Regions from separate parts of the Homo sapiens genome. Here region 2 is linked to region 1. Evidence: read pairs that join two places in POLR2A ChIA-PET (ENCODE). Cell type or tissue: GM12878. All regions are shown on one strand.

Region 1 (8,000 bases):
CATTGAAATTCAAAATAATTAATTGAAGTAAAGCCCTGCATTTGTGCATGCGTTCTGAGCAATTAAGTGGAGTGAAACACATGTATTGCTAATCTTGCATGCTGTGATTAAGATAGAAATGAAGACGTCCATCAAACGAGATTACTTCTTCATCAACAAGGCTCAGAAATGTTTCTACAGCTGTTTAGATCGTTTTAATTGTATCAGAGCCTCTCACATCATGGTTTAAGTGAGGCACTATTTCCCCCCATTAAAAAAGAGAATATGAAGATATGAGAGTATACTAATCCGCATGTGAAAGAAATCACAATGCATTTAAAGGTTTCTTTACCAATAAAATTAGATTAGCTAAAGAAACAAAAGGCATTTGTGTGTTTATGATCTATTTTCATACTTAACTGCACAAACACGGAGCTGAGAGGACCAGCTGGGTCCCACTTTTCATTATCAAATATTCCTGGATTATTCCCTCTGGCCACTCTAACTCCTTTATTTGAAAAAAGAACAGGGAATGGTACTACCTTCCCTATGTAAAAGTAAATCTAATTGATGACTCACACACAAAAAAACCATGATACTTGTTACCATTTCCTCAATTTCCATTCCTCCTTCCAATAGAAACATAGTTTTTTTAAAGCAACTAATTATTCCAAAAAGAAAAGAACTCACTTATTCTACCAATTTTTTGGTTAGTTACTCAGAATTATTCCTAGTAATATAGACTTGGATTTTGAGTCCCTCAATGGGACTGAAGAATAAGACCAAATGTTGTCTCAGAATAATGAATGATTTGACTCAAAGTGATTTCTTAAAAGCCAAAGTTACCATTTCAGAAAATTCTTTCTCTTGTGGTTCAGCGAGCTATGAAGGAGGTGAACTGAACAGAATGAGAATAAATCAAGATTGGACTTTTCATAGGTATAGAGCCCTTTCTTTGGCTATCTCAAAATACTACAAGTAGTACCACTGTCATATCTCTCATGTAATTAATATACTGAGTTTCATCTTAAAAACCAAGTGCAAAACCATGAACTTGAGTGATTTGAGACAGAAATATATGTATTTGTATTCATAAAAGCTTGAACCAGCAAAAATACCTTTCTATCTAATTATATTACTTTAGCAATTAGTTGTGAAAAGAAGTAGTTTTAATTAACATTTATTTTTTTCACTGTTGTATATTTTAGGATTTCAATTCATTTTGATAGATCTTCAAGTTGAACATAAAAGAAACTCTCAGACTTTAGGAACCTATAGGTCAGAGTGGTTCAACTGAAAAAGCAAAGAGAAACATGCAGACCCGTGGTGACAAATGGCTGAACCCTACACTTTACTGAAATTGGACAAGCAAATGTTTATATCACTAAAAAAAAAAAAAAGAAAAGGAAAAATAAAAAAGAAAAAACCTGGACAAAGTATTAAGTAGTGATAGTGAAAATGACATGCTCTTATAAACAGAATTCAAATATTAAAAATAATATTTTTATGCTTTACAACTTCAATTACAATCACTAAACCAAATGGCAGTGTTAATAACAAATACACTGAAAAAATATATGTTAAGTTAGGAAAAACAAAACAACAGGAAATTGGAATGTCCTATAATAACTAAAAATGCTGTTGTTAAAATGCACTTATTGACATAGAAAAACGTTTACGTTATGCTAAATGTTTAAAGTAAATTATAACAGTGTTTATATTGTATAATGTAACATAATACATAAATAACATACTACATATAATAATATTTAAATAGGTAATATCATCTATTATTCTATAAACTACATATTCCAGAAGAATATACGATAAAATTTTGTGGTAAGGATGTATTTATGACTTTGAATCATTTCTGTCTCCTAATTTTCTTCAATAAACATATGTTACTTATGTAAAAACACTTTTCCATTTAATTCTAGAGCCCTTAGGTTCACTCTAGCAGTTAGTTAACAATATGTGACTCAGTCTCCTCTGTCTTTCCAGTGAAATATTTTCCAATGAAATACTAATAGAAACAAAACAGTATAATTTCTCATCAGCAAAGAAATTAAAGAAGCTCCATCAGCTAACAGCAGGAATTACTTGAAGGAATTACTCCTAAGTACAGTATGAATGAAACCAATTGAGAAATTATGAGGATCAGCCAATCATAAGAAGATTTATCCCTCTGCATTCATTACCCCTGCCTCCAAACACACCTACAACAGAGATGCAGAGCCTCAGACCAGAAAAACCTAAATACTATATTATTCACAAATTGCCTGCTAAGATTGTCAGAATCATCTCCTATTCTTGCATCAGGTCTTCTTATTTTGTAAGTATTTGGCAGGCTGTGCTCACAGTGACCTGACAAGGCCAGACACACAAGAGGAACAGCAGGGAAAAGTAGGAAAGAAACAGGAAGAATACCTGGAGAGTAAGAAAAGGGAATATCAACAATGAATTAAAGAGAAATCCAGGCCAGTCAGAGCACTGTCCCTGCTCCTTGGGGGCAGAAGAAAGAGCGGAAGCTGTTTTCCCTTGGGAAGGGAAGGGAGCATAGAATTTTCCTCTCCTGCCCAGTACTCTTCATTGTTCTTAAAGCAAACCCAATGAGGTAGAAATAATTGTGTCTCTTTCACAGGGAGATCAACAAAGCTCAGAAAGATAAATACTTGGCCCCAAATCACATAAAGGAGATCTTAAAATTCTGAAGCTTCATAATCAACCTTAGTACTCCAAATAATAAAGTCAGTGTTTTTAATTACAAATGCCAAAGATGAAATTAATCCAATGGCAGCATCCATAACCAATATAAATTGAAAGAATATGTGCTTTTATTCAGTCTGTTTTCAAACTAGCAATTTCTTTATTTAACTAGTGGTTCTGATGTCTTTTAAACTAGTAAAAGTAACAAAATTATCATGATTATTACTTTTTATAGTCTCAATCATTTTTGAAGGCTTATGATTTATAACAATGTTATGATTTATTAGTAAGACAAACGACAAGTAAATAAATAAAGCCAATAACTTTCTGGATGTGCCTCATCACCATGACCTACCACTGTTTTCAAAATAAGTTGATGGTGGGATTTGATTTGTCTCTAACTTATAGTTTTTTAATGATTTAGGAAGACAAATAATACCTGTAACCACATAAACTTCTCATATCCTGTTTTGCATACAATGTGAACTTCAAAGTATTTTTAACAGAAATTTAATTAGTCCTGGGTAGATTAGAGATAATGGTTGTGGGATCCTTTTTATTTGCATGACTTTTAAATTCCTTCTGAAATTTCTACTATACATGGTAATTCTACTTAAACTCCTTTTGATAGAAAAATCAGTGCTGTCAACCAAGGACAACATCCTTTCAATTCATACCAAATAGAGATTTAAGTACTGCTAAATCCACTGCCAGCTAAGGACAACCATAGATAAGGCAAGGTTGATTTGAATCACTTTCCACTAACTAATGGAGAGCATTTTTATTTTACACAGGATAATCTTTGGCTGATAATCTAATATGCAAACTTAGTGTGCAATTTATGCAATTATGTCATTATTAAAGTGTAGCATCCTATATCTTCTGCAGATTACTAAATATGCCCCCTCATCTAGCAATCAGAGACCTGTAAAAAAGATGAAATTCGTTTCTATAAGATAGGTAGAAAAGTCAGTTAGCCTATGTTTTTCATCAAATAGCCTTTGATTTGATGCTTAATATTAATTGTTTTTAACTGTGTGAATGTTATGTTATTTAGTGTGTCTAAACCACAAATGGCTCCTGGCAAGACCTCATACCATTAACAATGAGATTAGCAGAGGAAAATTCAAAAACACTCATGGGGATTGTTTGTACTGTTTTTTGTTGGGTATGTTTTTGCTCTGTGGGATAGAAGACAGTTTAAAACAGCACTGCATGAAAAAAGAAGCGACTGACCGCAGGTTGCAAGTATGCTTCAGTGAAGCAGAAGTTTCTACAGCTCCGTCTCAGCAAAGGGGAGGTTTCTAACGGTCCCCTGCTGACTTCAAATGTGTTCACAGCCTGCACGCAGCAGCCACAGTGGAAACTTACCGGTGTGATAATAATCACTTAGAGTGAGACTGTGGTGCAGACCCTCTTCCCCCAACCAGAAATCCCCTGAGTAAAAGCTCTATCCCCTGGGGAGACACAGAGATGTAAAGACTTGAAAACAGGTGTACCTTTCCCTGACATTCAGAAAAATTGGGTATGAACAGCTTTTCACTCTTCATATCCTCAGAGTCCCAAAATTAGCCCAAGCACAGTGTTTCCTAATCTTTAGGCATCTAAGAAATGCCTTAAAACATTTGTTGGGACCATTTTTCACATGTAAAAAGGGACAATTTTTGTTAAAAGAAAAATAAGCCTCTGGTGAGAGAGACAGAGAGAGTGTGTGTGTTTGTGTGTGTGTGTGCATATGCATGTGTGTTTTTCTATATAAATACAGTCCTGGAGTGACACACAGTATATGTCTCTGTAACATGAGGTACAGGATAGAAGGGCAACTATTCCTTTTATTTTTCATATTTCTGCATTGCTTGCCTTTGTTACAATTACTGTTTGGTAGGTTTATAATTATTTTTAAAACTTGCTTTCACAGTTATTTTGAACCGTCTCCTCGGATGAAGGTGAACTATGTACACTTTCTAAAAAAGCGAACTTAACTTTTTGCAAAAGGTGTGGTATGCAAAATGTGTGCATAACAAACTGTTGTGCAAGGATCAACATCTTATGATTCATTAAATTCATGAAGGTGATTTTTAATTTGATTCCACTTTTTTTTTTATTATTTACAGATTACAGAGTGCTTTGCCCACTCCTGGCCGTATGTTAGGCAACCCCATCCCCTCTCAAGAACATATCATTTTTGTTACATTATAATAACACTTAAGATATTACAATGAGTTATTATATTTAAGGAGTAATATAATAAAAGCAAACCTAAAAATATCAAAGTTCAAGAAAATACTTCATAAAACACAAATATTTTTGCTACATTGAACTGAGATATCATGTACTGCTGTCAAACCATTTTCTAACAAGAACTCTAAATGCTCGCACTGGTGTATTAAAAATTCACTCAGCAGGTGGGCAAATGTTGTAAGGATCAAGCAGAACAAGAGAACACAAAAGCAGTTCTAGTTTGTACATAGGTGGACATGGTGATGGGCCCTCAGGAATCTAGATACTCTATTAATTATCTCCCACATTCTTATTTTTCTACTCTAGCCAAACTCACATAAGATTGGAAAACAGAATTTCTGGGGAATCAATAGCATGTTCTTTCTCCAGCTGTGCCTGCTAATACTAGAGAAAAGCTAACCTTACCTTTAGAATTAAAAGATCTATGAAAGCAAAAAGACAGCTTAATTAGGGACACATTTTAGAGTCACCTGGGGACCATTTTAAATGCATAGCTCCCAAGGCAGGCTAACTGAACAGAATTTGTGGGGACGAAGCCCTAACATGTATATACATATTAAATATATTTTATATTTAAACCTCCACAGATGATTAGAATGTCTGATTATCACATATTTGTAGAGGAACCTACAATATTTATCCTATATAATACAATTATTATATAGGATAATAATTATCCTATTATCCTAGGATAATAAAAAGTAAAAGAATCTAGTGGTAAAATAATGTAAAAATCTTTGCTCATTTATCTAATTCCAAAGTTGAGAATTAAGATCATTAACCATTAATAAAATGCATTTAATAAGACAAATGAAACAATTAATTTAAGTCCTTACATAATGTTAATCTAACTCATGTCTGCCTTAGCAACGTGAAGTCAACATGGTGATGTAAGGTAGGTATTTTCTAAATTTCTTTCATCAGTGTTCAATAATTTTTAATTTTAAAAAAGTTAAACATCATTTAAACAATATATTAAACATATTAAAAAACTCAAAAATTCACAAAAAAGTAAATTTCCATTAATAAACACGGTTTCCTGTTTATAAGCATAGCTTTTCTGTCACCAAAGCACTTTTTTAACTGAAACATATATGACCTAATAATATAAACCTTTCTTATATACACTGCTTACTTCAAGAGAACTCAGAGATCTATGGATGCTATATCATCACTTCAAAATTTCTATAAGGAGTTAGTTTTATACCTATATATAAGAAATTGAGGTATACACTTATTAATAAACTCACAGGAGCCTATAGCTAGACCAGAAATAGAATCCAGGTTACGTATTTTTAGACTAGTGCCTCTTTAATTTTCACACACAATATGATACCTACCCATATGCTTCAAAAGGACGCAGATTTTAACAAGGAGAATAGCAGGAAAGAGAGAATTTGAATAACCCTAGAAGTGAATAAAAATCTGCATGGTGTTGCCATAAGCATTATTGAAGTCTTCTCTTTAAACCACCCATGGCTTCCTTCAAATCGTTATTTTTTTATTCTAAGTTCAACTCGCCACTTTTCCTTACTCTAAGGACACATATAGCTCTCTCCAGGACATAACAACAATCATGGGAATAGCTGCTTATTCTATATTCCAGGCACCTCCTATATGCCAGACAGTTTCAGGCATCCACTGAGGCTCTTGGGACATACCCCCAGCAGATAAGTAGGGACTGCTGTACACATGTTAGAGAAGAAAACGTTAAGGAATTCATCAAGAGGCAATAGAGTATAGTATCAAAGTATTAACAGATACTCTGAGATTAGACTGCCAGTTTTAAATACTGGCTCTGCAATTTGTCACCTTTTTTTTTTTTTTTTTTTACCTTGGGCAAATTCCTTAAATCTCATTAGGTACTTGACACAAATTTTATTTAATGGTCGTAACAACTCTATAAGTTAGTTATTACTACCGTTAATAGGCGAGGAAATTGAGGCTCCATGTTTTACCAAATGAAAACTTGAGTTATTTGAACACATTCGTGGGGAAAATGAGAAACTGATATTTCAATTTTTTCTATTTGATTTTGTGTTTACTTCAATTTACTTCAGGTGAGCAGCCAGATAAGGAAGGGAAGGATAACTCAGTGGTGACCAATGGTCACCCTTAGGTTCACTCTTAATACAGTAGTTTCCCCTTCTTGGTGGTTTTGCTTTTCATGGTTTCATTTATCCATGGTTCAAAAATATTCAACTGAAAATTCCAGGAAAAAATAATTCATACGTTTTAAATCGTCCGTTCTGAGTAGTGTGATGAAATCTTGCATGGACCCATTCTGTCCCAGCTGGGACGTGAGTCATCTCTTTGTTCAGCATCTCCACATTGTTTATGCTATATGCCCGTCAGTCACTGTTTAACTGCCTCGGTGATCAGAACAACTGCTACGGTACCACAGTGCTTGGGTTTGGTACTATCCACAGTTTCAGGCATCCACTGGAACTCTTGGGACATATCCCCAGCAGATAAGGAGGGACTGCTGTACACACGTTAGAGAAGAAAATGTTAAAGAATTCATCAAGAGGAAATAGAGTATAGTATCAATGTATTAATAGATACTCTGAGGTTAGACTGCCAGTTTTAAATACTGGCTCTGCAATTTATCACCTTTTTTTTTTTTTAACCTTGGGCAAATTCCTTAAATCTCTGTTATTATTTCATCTTCTTTAAAAATGATACCAATTTTTCCTATCTCAAAGAGTTTTGTAAGGATAAAAAGAGACAATAATGCATTTCAATGTTTAGTTTTCCACGTGGCTCATAACCAGTGCTCAACAAATATCAGCCACTGCTCTTCCAGAAAGGCTAACACTGTTTGAGACCCTGGTGAGGGCCCCAGCACTACTGATTCTGATAATCTCTTTGTTATCAATAACAGCAGACAGCCAATCACAAAACTGTCTCTGGGCAATCACATTTCCCCAAATAGGATATTAATATTTGCGGTAGTAAAAACAGAGATTTTCTGCACATTTTATTTAGACCTAAGTTGGTTTGGAGTTGTTAAAATACCTACCATTTAAAAATACCACTTACTATTATCCAGGCTGTAAGTGTATTATTTCTTT
Region 2 (8,000 bases), 220 kb after region 1:
CAAGTCCATTTATTTTTATATTATCATCATTAACATTTTTTACAAACCTATCTGTGTATCAAGTCTTGGTAAATTTGATATTTCAAGCTTGCATTACCTGGGCTGATGATGATAGCATAGGATCTGGAACATAGAGATTACAAAATGGTGCGTCTCGGAGTCTGCCAAACCTGCTCTGGCTACTTCGTGTCTGGGTGTGTCACTCATAGGCTGGGTTTGAGGATTAAATGTGACTGGATATGTAATAAATGCCCAATAAATGGTTTGCTTTACTGTTAACATTTGAGAACATTAAATAACTGAATAACAGTAAATGTGCTATTCCCTATAAATTTGTTATTTACCAGCAGTAACTTAAGCATTAGAAGTTTCATTTGCTGACCAAATACACTGTTACTATTTAAATTGATGGATTTAAGGGTAAATTGAGGCTGGAAGCTGATGGAAGCTTGGGGGAATACCAAATCTTCCCCAAAACACCTTATGGCATTGCTACTAGTTTTTCTATATTATATTCTCCCATTGCAGTTCTGACATTTGATGGCGTTATGCATTTCCAACTTTATTTATTATTTTTGCATTCCTAGTTATTTATGGAATTCTGTATTGCATACATACTCCTAAAAGACTATATGGTAATAGGGAGGTAAAATGTAAATAAATTATTATAATCAACATTGAATTATCTGTTGGCAGATTGAACTTTTAGAGAATCAAATGCTAACGAAAAATTTAAACAAGTATATTTTGAGAGAAGCAAAGATATGTCCCCTAAACAACTGGGGCCTCAGTCTTACCCCCTATTCCCCAGATTGCTTAGCCCTCCGTAGGCACAGGCCCTTTACAGGTGGTGCTGAAGCTGGAACCAAGTGGGGGAAAGTGGGAAAGGGGTAGGGGCACTGGGTAGGTAGAGCAGAGGGTAAAACCAAAGAGGAGAAGGGATTGAGGGTAGCTTCTGATACCATTTATAGAAACAAATATTCTTAAATACTGGATATCATTTTAACCACATAAGTTTACATTCATGCCATTTCATACCATACTTTTTCTGGGTTTGTTATAACAATAATTTGAGATTATCCTTAATCTCCTCTATCTGTTGTTAACATGCCTAATGGGAAATTGGCCATACGAGGTAGGAGTTGATAAATACTGTAAGAGAAAAACATGGTTCTGTAAAATGCTGCTAGAGTTCATCATTAACATACGTCTCATATAAATAGCTTGGCATATGTCTCTTTTTAAACAGAACCATGATGAAACTTATATCTATTCCCTTCTCTTGCTGTATGTTATTTATTTGTTTTCCTTTTTTGTGGTAGATATGAGAGTTGCTGTCATTTTGGTTGCCATTAGCTCCATGAAATGATTTAACTATTACTTGTTTTTAAAAAATATCTGACATAGTTATATTTCCTAGTCTTTCTTTTCTAAAACATGTTTTTCCCTGTGTTGTTCTTCTAGTATGGAATTTTTTAAAGGAAAAGAGGCATTTTCACTTTACTCAGAAAACATTTATCAAGAGCTTACTATGTGCCAAGTTATATAGAACATTCTGGGGTATAAAAATAAATGGACCCAGTCTTTTAATACACTTACTTTATAGTCTGGTAGGAAATACATACTTTAAAAAAATAAAATAAAATGAAACAAAAGCTCTAATAAGGATGCATACACAGTTCTCTGGGAACATAGATGTAGAATTAACCTAACTCTGGAAAAGTCAAGAGAGGCTTCTTACATGCAGGAGTGTTCAATCCAAACATGAGGGATGAGTAAAAATTGCATATATCAGGCAGGATACAGAGAATGTATATTCAAGGAGAAAAAGAGGCTTGGAGATATAAAAGATAATTAACAGCTTCCCTGATGTTGAGTGTAACTGCAGTTTAAGGAGTGGTAGGAAATGAAGCTTCTGAATTAGTAGGTTGTGATGCAAAGACAGAGTCTTCTCTGCTAAGCTAGTGTTTGAATTTCATTGTGTAACTGATGGGGGGCCACTAGGGTAACCAAATTTGTTATTAATGAGGTAATCAAATCAAGAAAAATGTCTCCAATGAGGATACATGATAAATGCCTACCTGGGGCAGGGGGTATGGTGTGAGGAGAGACTGGAAATGACAATGCCAAAAAGAAAAAGATGAAGAGGCAACTGCAGAAGAGAACAAGGTGAAATATTGAAGACATATTTAGGAGGTAGAATAAAATGGTCTTAGAAAAGTTGATTGAGTTTGAGGAAAAAGGAGGAATATCATGACTCATAGTTTTGGAAATAATAATTGAGTTTTATGACAGATTATTTATATAATTAAATTATTTAATTGGGTTTGATGAGCTTATTTATTTTATTGGGTTTTAGGGCAGATTATTTATCTTATTTAATTAGGTTTTATGGCAGATTATCTTGTTCAATATTATCTTTATGTTGCTTTTTCAAGTCTGCTTAGCTTGAAGGAAAAGCTTTAAAATCAAACTATGTTATTACCTGTTTTACCTAAACCTAAAGACAAAAATGAAAGTGCAAAGCAGAAGGATAGCCAGCTTAAAATCTATATATATTGTTAGGTTTATGCTTTGAATTGTTTAGGAAAGGGAGGTTCTTTTTCACAGTATAGAGGCATTATTGGGCACCCCCAAACTTTGGAATAAGCTTTTTTGACTTATTTCTATTGGGTGACATCATTCAGTGAACATCCATTGAATATTATATCTCTCTTGTATCATAAAAGGTATTAGAGACACAAATACAACAGAATGCAACCCCTGAGGTTATTTACCAGCTATTGGAAGATAGACCAGTAAAACAACAATTATAGTACTATGTGATAAGCATTATGGAGACAGAGAGGACATACCTAAATCAGCAGAACATCCAAGAGGAATTTCCCGGGATTGAGCTTAGTTTTAAAAAGCAAAAATGTGAACTAATAAATGGAGAAGGGTGTTTCCTGCAGAAAGAACAACATATGTGAACAACTACCAATGTAGCATCTAAAACACTTGGGGTACCTCCATGTGTGTTTGTAAAGAGATGTGGTAGGGAGGAGGAGAGGCAGAAGACTGGATGAAAGGAAGAAATCTAGGATTTTCCACAGGTGACCAGCATGGCTGATGGAGTAAATAGTAGTGTCATTCAGTGATATGGTAATTAGTAGTGTCATTCAGTGATATGGTAATTAGGAAAATAGAAGAAAGAAAGGTAAATGGAGATTTTACTTCTTTTACTATATTCTTTTATGTCTCCATGAAATAGGCAAATAAAACTGTCTAGGAAGATGTTAAATATATAGATCTCAAGCTCTTGAGAGGGGTCTGAGTAGGAAACAAAGATGCAGGATCCATCATAATTTATGTAGTGGCCCAACGTAGTAGTTTTTAATAAGGCAATACGGATAAGTACAGAGTGAGACATCAAGAAGGCCAAGAACACACTAGCAGGAAAAAAATTTCATGAAGATGAGTAAGAGCAGAGTAGGAACATGGAAAGAGTGATTTCACAGAAGCCAAAGCAAGTGTCAGCACTGCCAAATGCTGTCAAGAAAATAACTAAGATAACTGTAAAGTTTTTTTTTTAGATCGGGTAACACGGAGAAAATTTGCAACAATATAGAAGACATCTGTTGTTTTTGCCTGCCTGACATCCCTTCCTCCTTCTCTTGATAACAAGAGTGCCCATTTACCTTTAGAGAACTTTCCTGTTGCATGTAGCTGTGGTGGGACCCTCAGTCCAGGTACTCTGCCCTCTCCTGCTCAGGAGCTAGACATGTGATCTAACCTAGGTCCCTCAGACTTGGAATTTGAATTTGGGTGAACTGTTTGGTTTTTCAAAAGAATACATTGGGAATACACTTATGGTTTTGCCGTTATGGTTATCAACGTGATGAAACAGTGATCTAATGGAATTATGTTTTTATCTTGGTTATAACCTCAAATATAAGGTCAAAGAGGATGTTTGGTTATAAAGTTTGTTCAAACAGGGGAAGTTACCTTATTGGTATATCTTTAGCCCAGATTAATGTCTATGTGATTAATGCATTATTGAGATATCTAGAGAATTTGTTTTATGTTTCTAGCAATGTATACACAGAAATATTTTGATGAGTTGCACCCAGATCCATGAAGCAAAACAAAATCAGATTGGTTACATAATTAAGGAAAAATGTATCAGGTCTTTACCCAATGGCAGACCTTACAAATATGTCTGACTGGTTTACAAAAAGTCAATGCTCAAAATACCTCTACAAAGAGTAGTATAGCGTAATGGTTGAGCCAGGCTCTGGAGCCAGACTCCTAGTAGTAATAACATTCTCTACTAACTAGATGTAAACCCTGAGGAAATTACTTAACATCTCTGGGTCTTTCTGTTCTCATCTGTACAGTGAAGATGGTATTACACCTATTTCATGGAGTTTCTGGATGAATTAAATTAATTATTAAATGCAAAGCCTTAAAACAGCACACAGCACATAGTATACGTCAGTTATTATTATTGCCGATGTGGTAGAAACAAGATCAATTTTTGACATGAAAAGGGCTATTGTAAAGTAGAAATTAGATCAGAACTCTGCCAAAATCATCATTTTCAGTTCACATGAGCTTCATTGAACTCGGGACAAATCATCTGAATTGAGGTGGATGTGGTGTGGGACAGTTCCCACACCCAGGTTTCGTTTTGAGTGTTAAATGCGTTCAAATATGAAAATTCAGGGTGAAACTTAGAGCAAAACTGCCAGGTTTTGGACTACTCATTTCAGAACAAATTAGCATATTTAATTTTGGGGGCAAACCCGTTAACCAGTTTTGCTAGTTTTTTAGCAAAATTTACAACAACATTTTTTTTTTCTTGCCAAATTCTTTCATTTTGGATCTTGGTCTGACATATTTTCATCTTTGGTCCATACTTGGACTGCTTTTTAGTTTTATTGTTATTTCTAATAATGTAGTAAGTGCTTGTAAATCCATCATCCAAACAAAAAGTTAAGATTTTGACCACAATTTGTATCTCATTACCTGGTTCTCCACCACACCACCACCACTGTGCCATTCTTCTGACTCCCCTTACGTGAATTGGTCATCCTTGAATGTTTTTGAAATTCTTTGCTTTTTTGTTGACTCTTTTACTTTTGTGTCACTTTTTTAGTTGTTACTAAAAGAGAATATAATGTTTTATACATAATATCTTGGGACATACTTTTTCAATGTGATAACATCATTAATGATATAGTGCAGACAATGATCTGTTTCCTTGTTCCTCAGTCTCACCTTGAAACTTTTTTCCAAATTAACATCTAATAATTGCACAATCCCTTGCTATTCATAGCCAGAGGACTTCTTATTAAATGTAGATTACAATTCAATTTTTTTGACCCATCTATAGGTTAATCAAAACTTGGATGGAATGTTGATTTCTTTAAACATGTCCAAATCATGAAAACATTTTTTCACACTATGTTTCATTTTCTTCAAAATTGGTAACCTATTGGTTATTAAATACATCAACTGAATTGTGCACTGAATTTTCCTACCTTTCATCTCTTGCTTTCTCACTTATTTTTGTGTCTGCCAAGAGGATCCCCTTATAAATGAGACTACATTTTTTTGTACACAGTGGGACTATCTTATACAAATGAAAGGATCAGAGTAAATCATTTTTACAGGGCATACTGAACAAGTAAAGTTATTCTAAGAAATGAAAGCTTTAGGTTTCCAAACAGTACTGGCACAAGTGCAACTGGAGAAAGCAACAATAAACAACAAGTAATAAGTTATGTTCTTTCCTGAGAACACTGTTTTTAATCAACTGATTCGCCTTGTCTGAGTTGTTACCCTATCCTTAATTAAACATCCTTGGGCAGTATTTCTACTCAAAAAACAACTGTTTTAAGTTCTTTGTCTGCACTATGAATGTCAGTGTCTAAGGGCTAACAGATTAGTCCATAGCAACTTAGAAAAAAGGGATGAATAGGGAACAGCATTGGAGAGTATATGTCAAATGAATTAGGGCAGTAGTTTAGTGAGCCAATGTGCCAATTTAGAAATGGATTCTTCTTCCTGCTGAAGAGCTCTTTTTAAAATAAATTACAATCATAAAGCTGCCACAGTTTACTGTGCATAGACATGTTCAGAATTGGCTCTTCTTCATGAGGGCTGCTTGGTGCAGGTATTTAAGCTACTGCCAATAAGGCTAACAGCTCATCAAATAGAAAATACGCTGCAGGAAAATACATGGGTTAAGAAAAACAGTTAAATACCGTGCTGTTATTTTGTATGTCTGTTTAAGCTTTTCTCTCAAACAAGTTGACTTACTTAAATTGTTTTTTAAAAATAAACTCTAAAAGCCTTGAAAATAGTGCAGTCTTAAAAGTAGTATTGATTTTAGTCAATGCTAAAAACACTTTCAGGGGAATAAGATGAGAAACCACATGAACAAGTTTGCCACCAATAGTGGCAACAGTGTATGTATGTCATGGATTTAAGAGAGACTCAAATAAAAACAAATCCTCTGGTGTATATGTGTGTGTGCAAATTTAAAGAGTATACTTTCACACTAGAGGGTATTCTTTCTACTTGCTTCTACTGAAGCATACTAGCTTTTATAACACATATCGAGATGGCATATCCAGCTTTGTATCATCCAAAATGTTGAAGAAATTATCAGATTGCATTTTTCTATGGTTTTGTATAGTACCTCCTATGGAAGATTGTAAGGAACAAGAGCCTATTATGGACAACAATATTTCTCTGGTGCCTTTTGAGAGACCTGCTGTCATAGAGAAGCTCACGGGGAATATGGGAAAACGTAAAAGCTCCACTCCACAAAAGTTTGTGGGTAAGCATTACAAATGCTTTTGTTTCTTTGCAAGGTGATGTTAATAGGAAAAGGCAAGTTCCCATGTATTAGAAATATATATGGTGTGTTTCAGTTCATGAAATAAATACCCATCTCTTTTCTTCATTATTCTTTTTTACTCTCTGACATTCTGTGTACACCACACTTACACCAACACACACAAATACATATGAGAGATAAAGACTGATAGTGGTCACCATCTCAAAATATGATGATATATAAAGTGAAATAACATGTAAAATAGAAAATATTAATTTCTTTAAAAAATAGTCATACAGAAGAGAAACGGTCCAGCCTATTGGCCAGTTTTGTAATCTGTTTTAAAATTTTCATTAGTGTCAGGTTTTTAGCTGTTTTTTTTTTAACCTATTAACATTTATGCCTAGTGTCCCATTATTGGAACGCTAAGCATGTGGGAGTTATTTATATCCTACTGCTCAAGGTCATCGCCAAGGTCTGATTGCAAAAATTAAAACAAAATTTCAACCTCAGGCATAAATGGGTTAATTATTTTCGTATTTTATCTGGAATGAAGATAATTTTTCTTTTTTTCAAAATTCTGCATTGGAAAAATAATGCAGCAACCTACATTCAAGATGTTTCATATTTGGATCTTTATTTCATATTTTAATCTTTGTTTTTTCATCCAGCCTATGATTTTGAACTGAAAAGATTAAATATCATATATTTAGACTTTCCCTTTTCATTTCCGAACCCTTAGATATTCTTTGATACGCCCAATGTTGGCATCATTCTGGATGCATGCTGTAAGTCATAGATTGTCTCTGAGGATACAAAAAGCATGGACTTTTTAAAAGAAATATGAATAATAGAGATTCAATAAAAAGAATTGTTAAAGAATTGTTATTCATTGTATATATATCTATTAGGATAAAAATATTCAAACAGATTCTGACATTCTAGTGTCAGCATTGTGGGACATCCTGATTAAATGGTGATTGAGACAAAAATCTTTGCTTTGGTTATTTCAGGGAGGAGAGGATAACACAATTCCATTACTTCAATAAACACTTAAAGAAGGTTTCCTTTCAATCTGAAATTGAAGAACTAACACATCACCAAAATAGCACTCTAAGACTAGCTGGAGGGATTTATTGAGAACTCATTGAAAGAAGGCCTAAGGGTGACT

The links. Peaks named below come from ENCODE experiments on the same cell type or tissue, not always from the same donor. Only the 100,000 strongest peaks of a DNase experiment are listed, where the experiment ranks them.
Region 2: POLR2A ChIA-PET joins it to region 1 with 14 read pairs; 2 of 35 experiments call an interaction of 5 or more read pairs at or near these places.

Annotation. Positions count from the first base shown.
Region 1 is chr2:213,229,273-213,237,272 of GRCh38, reverse strand. No RefSeq gene overlaps it. Among named protein-coding and RNA genes, the nearest start is that of SPAG16-DT, 51 kb to the left of the region's middle. In GM12878, no CTCF peak of the experiment used is centred here; a DNase peak (open chromatin) is centred at 4,032; H3K4me3 peaks cover 3,500 bases; H3K27ac peaks cover 7,921 bases.
Region 2 is chr2:213,012,620-213,020,619 of GRCh38, reverse strand. IKZF2 (IKAROS family zinc finger 2) reads left to right here. Exons shown (of 9, transcript NM_001387220.1): 8 at 6,686-6,829. Among named protein-coding and RNA genes, the nearest start is that of MIR4776-2, 90 kb to the right of the region's middle. In GM12878, no CTCF peak of the experiment used is centred here; a DNase peak (open chromatin) is centred at 4,659; H3K4me3 peaks cover 6,581 bases; H3K27ac peaks cover 6,901 bases.